Regions from separate parts of the Mus musculus genome. Here regions 1 and 3 are each linked to region 2. The links are chromatin loops, found by intact Hi-C in ENCODE. Cell type or tissue: heart. All regions are shown on one strand.

What was found. Peaks named below come from ENCODE experiments on the same cell type or tissue, not always from the same donor. Only the 100,000 strongest peaks of a DNase experiment are listed, where the experiment ranks them.
Region 1: a loop joins it to region 2, with 2.1 times the contacts of the local background. A loop is called at or near these places in 3 of 42 quality-filtered maps.
Region 3: it touches region 2 in a loop (2.0-fold over the local background); 3 of 42 quality-filtered maps call a loop at or near these places.

The regions. Positions count from the first base shown.
Region 1 is chr14:55,642,270-55,644,769 of GRCm38, reverse strand. Tm9sf1 (transmembrane 9 superfamily member 1) reads left to right here and starts at 1,399. Exons shown (of 5, transcript NM_001360063.1): 1 at 1,399-2,176. The coding sequence starts at 1,832. It also overlaps a transcript of Tssk4 not described here. In heart, a CTCF peak has its summit at 1,428; DNase peaks (open chromatin) are centred at 1,169 and 1,419; H3K4me3 peaks cover 2,459 bases; H3K27ac peaks cover 2,248 bases.
Region 2 is chr14:55,720,856-55,723,355 of GRCm38, reverse strand. Rabggta (Rab geranylgeranyl transferase, a subunit) reads left to right here and starts at 1,093. Exons shown (of 17, transcript NM_001360387.1): 1 at 1,093-1,155; 2 at 1,456-1,512; 3 at 1,651-1,761; 4 at 2,096-2,220; 5 at 2,393-2,500. The coding sequence starts at 1,510. In heart, a CTCF peak has its summit at 1,055 (motif pointing right); DNase peaks (open chromatin) are centred at 1,105, 1,435 and 2,499; H3K4me3 peaks cover 1,359 bases; H3K27ac peaks cover 1,439 bases.
Region 3 is chr14:55,634,182-55,636,681 of GRCm38, reverse strand. It overlaps Ipo4 (importin 4), which reads left to right and starts at 998. Exons shown (of 30, transcript NM_024267.7): 1 at 998-1,152; 2 at 1,233-1,319; 3 at 1,471-1,550; 4 at 1,636-1,677; 5 at 2,273-2,402; 6 at 2,488-2,500. The coding sequence starts at 1,084. It overlaps Tm9sf1 (transmembrane 9 superfamily member 1), which reads left to right. Exons shown (of 5, transcript NM_001360063.1): 5 at 70-717. The coding sequence ends at 463. In heart, no CTCF peak of the experiment used is centred here; DNase peaks (open chromatin) are centred at 971 and 1,441; H3K4me3 peaks cover 1,491 bases; H3K27ac peaks cover 1,054 bases.

The sequences.
Region 1 (2,500 bases), 79 kb after region 2:
CAGCTACTCGCGAAACCGAGGCAGGGCTATTGCTTCGGCAGCAGTTCCAAGGCCAGTCAGGCAACACAGCAAGACTGACTGTCTTGAGGAGGGCAAAGGGGTCAAAACAAAAGCCACTGTGTCTGGCTCAAGCCTAGCTTCCTAGACTCTAACCGCTTCAGGACAGTGGGTGGATCAGAAAAGAACAGTCGTAGGAGTGAGGAAAGAATGGCTGCTTGTGATTTCTCTCAGTACTTGCTTCCGCCAGAATAGAAAAATTGAAGTCAGCTTCCTTCCGTTTGCTCCCATGTTGCCAAGTGAAAGTCACTGTTCAAAAGGGGCAGAGCCCCTTCACAACAGCTTGAGCCAGACAAAAGTAACGCGTTCAAAGAAACCTGCAAAGTTAGGGAGAAGTCCAAACGTCCCACAGACGAACTTGGGAACAAAATGACGGAAGTGAGATGGTACCTGTAAGCTCTGAAACTCTGAAGGCGGAGACTCAAAAGACCCCGGGTTCGAGGTCTGCAGGGACTCCACATTCAAAAAACAAAACAAAAACCTACTTCCGATCAAAAACCGCGCTGTCGGGCTGGTGAGATGGCTCTGTGGGTAAGAGCACCCGACTGCTCTTCCAAAGGTCCCGAGTTCAAATCCCAGCAACCACATGGTGGCTTACAACCATCTCATAACGAGATCTGACTCTCTCTTCTGAAGTGTCTGAGGACAGCTACAGTGTACTTACATATAATAAATAAATAAATCTTAAAAAAAAAACGCGCTGTCAACCCGCACAACTTGCAGGGTGAAATGGCAAACTGTAGGTGCACCTCACCTACCTCCCGCATGCCTGTTGCCAACAATAACCGGTCCGTGCCTCCAGAAAGCCTCGGAGGGGCACCTTTACCAAGGTGTTGGAGGCTACAGGTCCCTGGCGTGGGAACGCGGCACAAAGCCCCGCCCCGCCCAGGTTAGGGACAACTTTCCGCGTCCGGGCCGACCTCAGCAGCCGGGGGCGGGTGCCGCGCTCCCGCTCCCCAGCTGTCTCTCTCCATCCTAGAGAGGACAGCCCAGCCGCGCGAGAGCCCGTGGGAAGCCGCCCGCGACACACCGGCGAGCATCGCGGAGCTCTTGGCTCAGGAGAAGAGCCTTCCCGCCTTCCCGGAGCTGAGGTCCCCGTCGGCGAAGGCGGAAGTGGTAAGACTGACGTGTCCGGGCTGCGGTGCTGCTCGCCGGGACGACCACTGGCATCGCTCGGTGGCTCGGGGAGCGAGCATCGTGGAATCCGTGGCCGGGCCGGATTGCGGGCGAACCAGAGCTCTTCCAGGAGCATTCGAATGAGCCGAGGGCGGACGCCGGCGACGTGGCAGCAGCCGCGGCAATCAGGCGCAGCGGCGGACAACCCGGAGGAGGTCCGTCGTCAGGTCCTCCGCAAGCCTACCGCTCCGGCGCCGCTGTCTGGAAGACCGGGGCAGAAGCCCAAGGGCAGCTACGGGGCCCCGTGAGGCCACTGGCGCCTCTTTGGCCAGCCGGTACCTCGCAGTGAGGACCCTGGAGCTGCGGCGAGTGCCCCTTCCGTAGCAGCGAGCCCGCCGGGCGTTGCTATAGAAACGGGTTGGCACGCGCAGCCCCGGGCTGGGGAGGCCTAGAGGCGTGAACCCTAGGTTGGGAGTACTATTGAGTGCACGCCAGGCCCCGTCTTTGGGATAGATAAGTTCTGTGGTGTGGGGATCGGGAGGCCGAAGGGAGGAGGTGGAGCCAATGGGCACTTGAGAGACCAGAACCGGGTCATCATGATTTGATTCCTAGTTTCTGTAACCACGGGATTCCCCCAACAGGTTCTGCTGCCTTAAGGATGACAGTCCTAGGGTACCCTCGAAGTTGGAGCTGCCATTGTTTGCCAGTCCTGATACTGTTGCTGGGCATAGGCCATGGGCCATGGGTGGAAGGTGTCACACACTACAAGCCCGGCGACCCTGTCATTCTATATGTCAACAAAGTGGGACCCTACCATAACCCTCAGGAAACTTACCACTACTATCAGCTTCCAGTCTGCTGTCCTGAGAAGATCCGCCACAAAAGTCTTAGTTTGGGTGAAGTTCTGGATGGGGACCGAATGGCCGAATCTTTGTACGAGATCCGCTTTCGGGAGAATGTGGAGAAGAGAATTCTGTGTCACATGCAGCTCAGTTCTGCACAGGTCAGCTGCTCTCCGCGGTACATATCACTCAGCCCTCCTTGCTAGGGACTAAGGGTGCCTTGCATCTATGGTACCTTTATGGAAATTATGTTTGGACTCCAACTACAACCCCGTGTACTTGCTTAGATGTTCCAAACTGACTTTTCAAGATAACATGGATCCAGAGATGCAGAGCGGGGAGCTTAGAGCCTAAGGCTCTTCGCTGTCAGTAATAGGTCCCAGAGTCCTGTGCAAGTCTCTCTCCTTCCGTACATGCCTCTGTTTTTTTCCATGACTTTTTTTTTTACTTTTTAGCCTTCCCTGTTACTTTTCTTTTTTTTCCTT
Region 2 (2,500 bases):
CTGCCACTTAGTGCAACAATGATGATAAAGCTGGCACTCAGAGGGGGGAGACGGGGGGGGGGACTCTTTTTTAGCTTTTAGAGTTTGAAATATCTCTAGGACATATAAGCGAAACTACATTTTTCTTCTTTCTGGTTTTTTAGACAGGGTTTCTCTGTGTAGCCCTGGCTGTTCTAGAATTCGCTCTGTAAGCCAGGCTGGCCTCTAACTCAGAGAACTGCCTGCTTCTACCTCCTGAGTGCTGGGATCAAAGGCAGTGTGCCACCACTGCCCAGTGATACTCAATTTTTAAAAAAATTAGAAACCTCACTATTATCTTAAACTCTAGACCCTCCTGTGTCGACCCCCTGAGAAGCTGAACATTACAAACAGCACCACTGCCTCTAGCTTTTGACCATGTCAACAAATACATATACTGCTATATAATTGTCACTATCATTATGCTTGTGGACGTCTGGACTGGAGAGAGGTTTGGGTGCCATATAGTAACCATGAATGTAGATGAAATCAAGAGAACAGGAAGGAAACCGAGAACTTTTGGCAGCCAGAACTCGCTGATAGCAGGTTGCTGGAGAAACTTCTTCACTTAGCCTGGAAAGGGACTCTAGCCAGCCTGAGTTTGGCAAACATGGCTCTGTCAGGCCTTGCCCTTCTCTCCACTCCCTCTGTCTTGCTAAAAACGTTAGATTGAGTTCCTAAAGCTAGCTACCGAGATCCGTTCCCTTATTCACCTCATCCTAACACAGGATTTCCCCTTTTACCTTTATAAACTGCCACTCTCCTATGGGCCATGCCTGTCTCCTCTCTATTCAAAGACAGTCCTTTGTCCCCTCTTCGAGAGAAATACCTGCCCCCCCCGTCCCCCCCCTCCCCTCTTCTCTTTCCCCTTCTCCATCTCCTGTCTTGTCTCTTATTCCTATACTTCGTCCCTCTAGGGCAAATAAAGCTCCTTTGTCCTGAAAACTTGGTCTTGGGGTGTCCTGAGCCGATACCAGTCCCTTCAAGGCTGCAGTTTGAGTTGCGAATGGGAAGAGCCAGGCCTGCAGGGGGCGCAGCGCCTCGTCTCCGCACCTCACACAGCACGGAGCCGCTCTAGCCACACTGGGACTCGGTGGCGGCCGGAGTTGCACGTCCTGGCACCTCCTCCCTGAGCAGGTGAGTTCGCCGGTGGAGGAGGGGGTGCAAGGGTCCACGGGACGGACGGACGGGCGGGCGGGCACTGCTCTCTATATGCGCGGCGTGTGCCTCGGCCCTGACGGGTGGGGCTTCGGAAAGATCCGTGGGGACGGAGGCCGTGGTTGTGGTGAGCGCTTCCTCCTGACCTCACAGTGCCAGCCGCCGGCCCCCTTTTAACTCACGGGGATCCTTATCCTGGGCCTGCTGGCAGCTTCCGGGAAACACCTGGGGGGCGGGGCCGTGTGGGCGGGGTTCTGTGATTGACATCTCTTTCGGCAGATTGAACGGGCTGCCTCCGGACCCCTCCCCTATCGCCAACGCTGAGCCGAAACCATGGTGAGAACCCTGAGCTCAGCCCCTTTCCCCTGCATGCCCATGCCCTCATCCCACGTGGCTATCTCGGCCGGGCTTCTGCAAGACTGCCCTTGCGAGGCAACCGGCGTTCATATTATCCTATCCTCATATCCCTGGTAGCATGGGCGCCTGAAGGTGAAGACGTCCGAAGAGCAGGCAGAGGCCAAAAGGCTAGAGCGGGAACAGAAGCTAAAGCTCTACCAGTCAGCCACTCAAGCTGTCTTCCAGAAGGTGGGGCCCTCGGAGGTAGTCCCCAATAATACAAAGACCAAAAGCTTGACCCTAGAGTCAAACTGTAGGGATCCAAATTTTGATTCTGTCTGTTGTTGCTGTATTGCCTTGTTCGAGTCACTGGAACTGCCTTCATCTGTAAAATGGAGCTGATGATTGCACAACCTGTGTACGAGTATTGCAAAGATTAAGTGAGAAAATACCTGTTAGGCCATGTAAGGTTTTGCACAGTACCTGTTGCATAGTGCCACTATTGACTGGTTCAGAGTTTATAATGTTTAACCTAGAGCTGGGGAAAGGCTGTGGTCCCTGACCCTATAACCTGTCTTCACAGCGGGAGGCAGGCGAGCTGGATGAATCCGTCCTAGAACTGACAAGCCAGATTCTGGGAGCCAACCCTGATTTTGCCACCCTCTGGAACTGTCGCAGAGAAGTGCTCCAGCAGCTAGAAACCCAGAAGTATGTAGTAGTTCAGGTCTCTGCCCTGGCCCTCGCCTGGGTGCAGAACTGGAGGAGGATTGGGGTAGCCGGGCATAGAGATAGGATAGTAGGGGGACCAGATACAAGAAGGGAGGGACAAGTTGGGGTTGGATGTTGGAAGGCTCTAACCCCCCTTTCTCTTGGGGTCCAGGTCCCCTGAGGAGTTGGCTGCTCTTGTGAAGGCAGAACTAGGCTTCCTTGAGAGCTGTCTGCGTGTGAACCCTAAGTCCTATGGCACTTGGCACCACCGCTGCTGGCT
Region 3 (2,500 bases), 87 kb after region 2:
AGTTTGGCTCCGCGTGCTGTGGCTATGAACAGAGCTTTAATGATGTGCATTGTCTTTTTCTCTTCACAGCGCCATCTCCGTGGAGCTGTACTACATCTTTGCCACAGTCTGGGGTCGAGAGCAGTACACTCTGTACGGCATCCTCTTCTTTGTCTTCGCCATCCTGCTGAGTGTGGGGGCCTGCATCTCCATTGCGCTCACCTACTTCCAGCTGTCTGGGGAAGACTACCGCTGGTGGTGGCGATCCGTGCTGAGCGTCGGCTCCACCGGCCTCTTCATCTTCCTCTACTCAGTTTTCTACTATGCCCGGCGCTCTAACATGTCAGGGGCAGTACAGACAGTAGAGTTCTTTGGCTACTCTTTACTGACTGGCTATGTCTTCTTCCTCATGCTGGGTACCATCTCCTTTTTTTCCTCTTTAAAGTTCATCCGTTATATCTATGTTAACCTCAAGATGGACTGAGTTCTAAGCCACAGAACTCTGGCTCTTTCCTGCTTTCATCATGCCCCATTGATTTCACTTGATAGCTTCTCTTCTGACCGAATTGTGTGATGGCATTGTCGCCTTCCTTCCCTCTTTAGAGAGGACCTGGAAATTAAAAATCTCTATTATATAAGGAATATATATATTTGAACTTTTTAAGTTGCCTTACGTTTTGGTCCTGATTTTTTTTTTCTTTTTACAATTATTAAAATAAAATTTATTAAGAAAAAGGATCCTGTCGTTGGAAGTTTTGGTCTAGTTATAGAAACCCGAGGCCTGTTGTCAATGCAGTTGTTTTGAAAACCCGAGTTCGCTATTGCCACACAAACTCTGGACTCTGGGAACTGTCGGCACAGGGAACCCACGGTGCCGAGGCTCTGTCAGCGGGTGCTCAGGCAGACGGAAGCCCAGACTGACGCCAGCCACCAGCTTTCCGCAGTTTTTGAAGGGAAGCAAGCTGAATCACCCAGGCGACAGGAGAGACGCAGAGTAACGCCCTTTCCGCCGGAAGTTGCTGTCGGAGTCTCCACGTGCCGATCCTCCCCCTCCCCACCCGGCCCTGTAGCAGCGGCGGCGTCGGCGGCGGCTCGGCAGCTGCCATGGAGCCTGCGGGTTTGGAACAGATCCTGAAGGAGCTGCTGCTGCCCGACACGGAGCGCATCCGCCGGGTATGGGCAGGCCTGACCGGGCTACGGGGATGGGGAGGCTGTGGGAAAGGCCCGGTCTTGACCTCCCAGCCTTCCATCAGGCTACGGAGCAGCTCCAGACCATCCTTCGGGACCCTGCTGCCTTGCCCGCACTCTTCGATCTGCTGGCAACAGCGACCGACTCTCAGGCGAGTCACCTGCCCCTCCTTGCCGAAATTCTGAAATTCCTCAATGTGTCCCTGGTCCCGCTCCAGCCTCCGCCCCCTGCGGTCCTAATCTGTTCATCATCTTCTTGGTGCCTGTGATTCTCATTTGGCTGGCAACCTCTTCTCACCCCAGATCCGCCAGTTTGCAGCGGTCCTGACCCGCAGAAGGCTGAACAATCGCTGGCGACGCCTGGCACCTGAGCAGAGGGAGAGGTGGGCTAGATTTAGGATGGGAGGGGCCGGGCCTAGTCTACTTTTTGACAGGCCGAGTACTAAGCCTTTGCCACCTGTCTTCCAGCCTCAAGTCCCTGGTCCTGACAGCACTGCAGAAAGAGACAGTGTAAGTGTGGAGCACCCACTCTCGGGGGTCCTAACTGATTGGGGCTGAGATACTGGACTTCTACCTTCTTTTTCAGCCCCAGACTAGGACTTAATTCAGGCCTAGAAGGTGGAACATGTGAAAACTAAAGTTTTTTGTGATTTATTTTTCATTTTTTAATTTTTTGGTTTTTCTGAGACAGGGTTTCTCTGTGTGGCCCTGGCAGTCCTGGAGCTTACTCTGTAGACCAGGCTGGCCTTGAACTCAGAAATCCGCCTGCCTCTGCCTCCCAAGTGCTGGGATTAAAGGTGTGTGCCACCACTGCCCAACTAAAACCCTAAAGTTTTTGAGAATGGCTGAAAATGATCAGCTAAACCCAGATAGGGAAAACAAGACTGAATTGAATTCAGCCTGTCCAGTGGTGCTGACCGAGCCAGATCACAATGCCCCCCTCCTTTCCTCACCCCCAGCTGTCGGTGGTCTTATGGGGTCTGCCTTAGGAAAGACCGTGCACATACCTGCATTCTCTTTCTGGCCACTCCTTGGGCCTGGGGCATTGTTTGCAAGGGAAGGGTGGTAAAAGGTGTTTCTATATGAATGGACCTCCTCTTTGTAGGCATTCTGTGAGTGTCAGCTTGGCCCAGCTCTCAGCCACCATTTTTCGAAAGGAAGGCCTACAAGGATGGCCTCAGTTCATGAACCTTCTTCAGCACAGCACTCATAGTTCCCATAGCCCCGAGAAAGAGGTACTGGCACTGCCCTGTTGGCAGGAAGGAGGGACAGAGGCTGGATAGACCACGAGACCGTCTCTTCTCCCCTGCTCCTGTACAGGTGGGACTTCTGC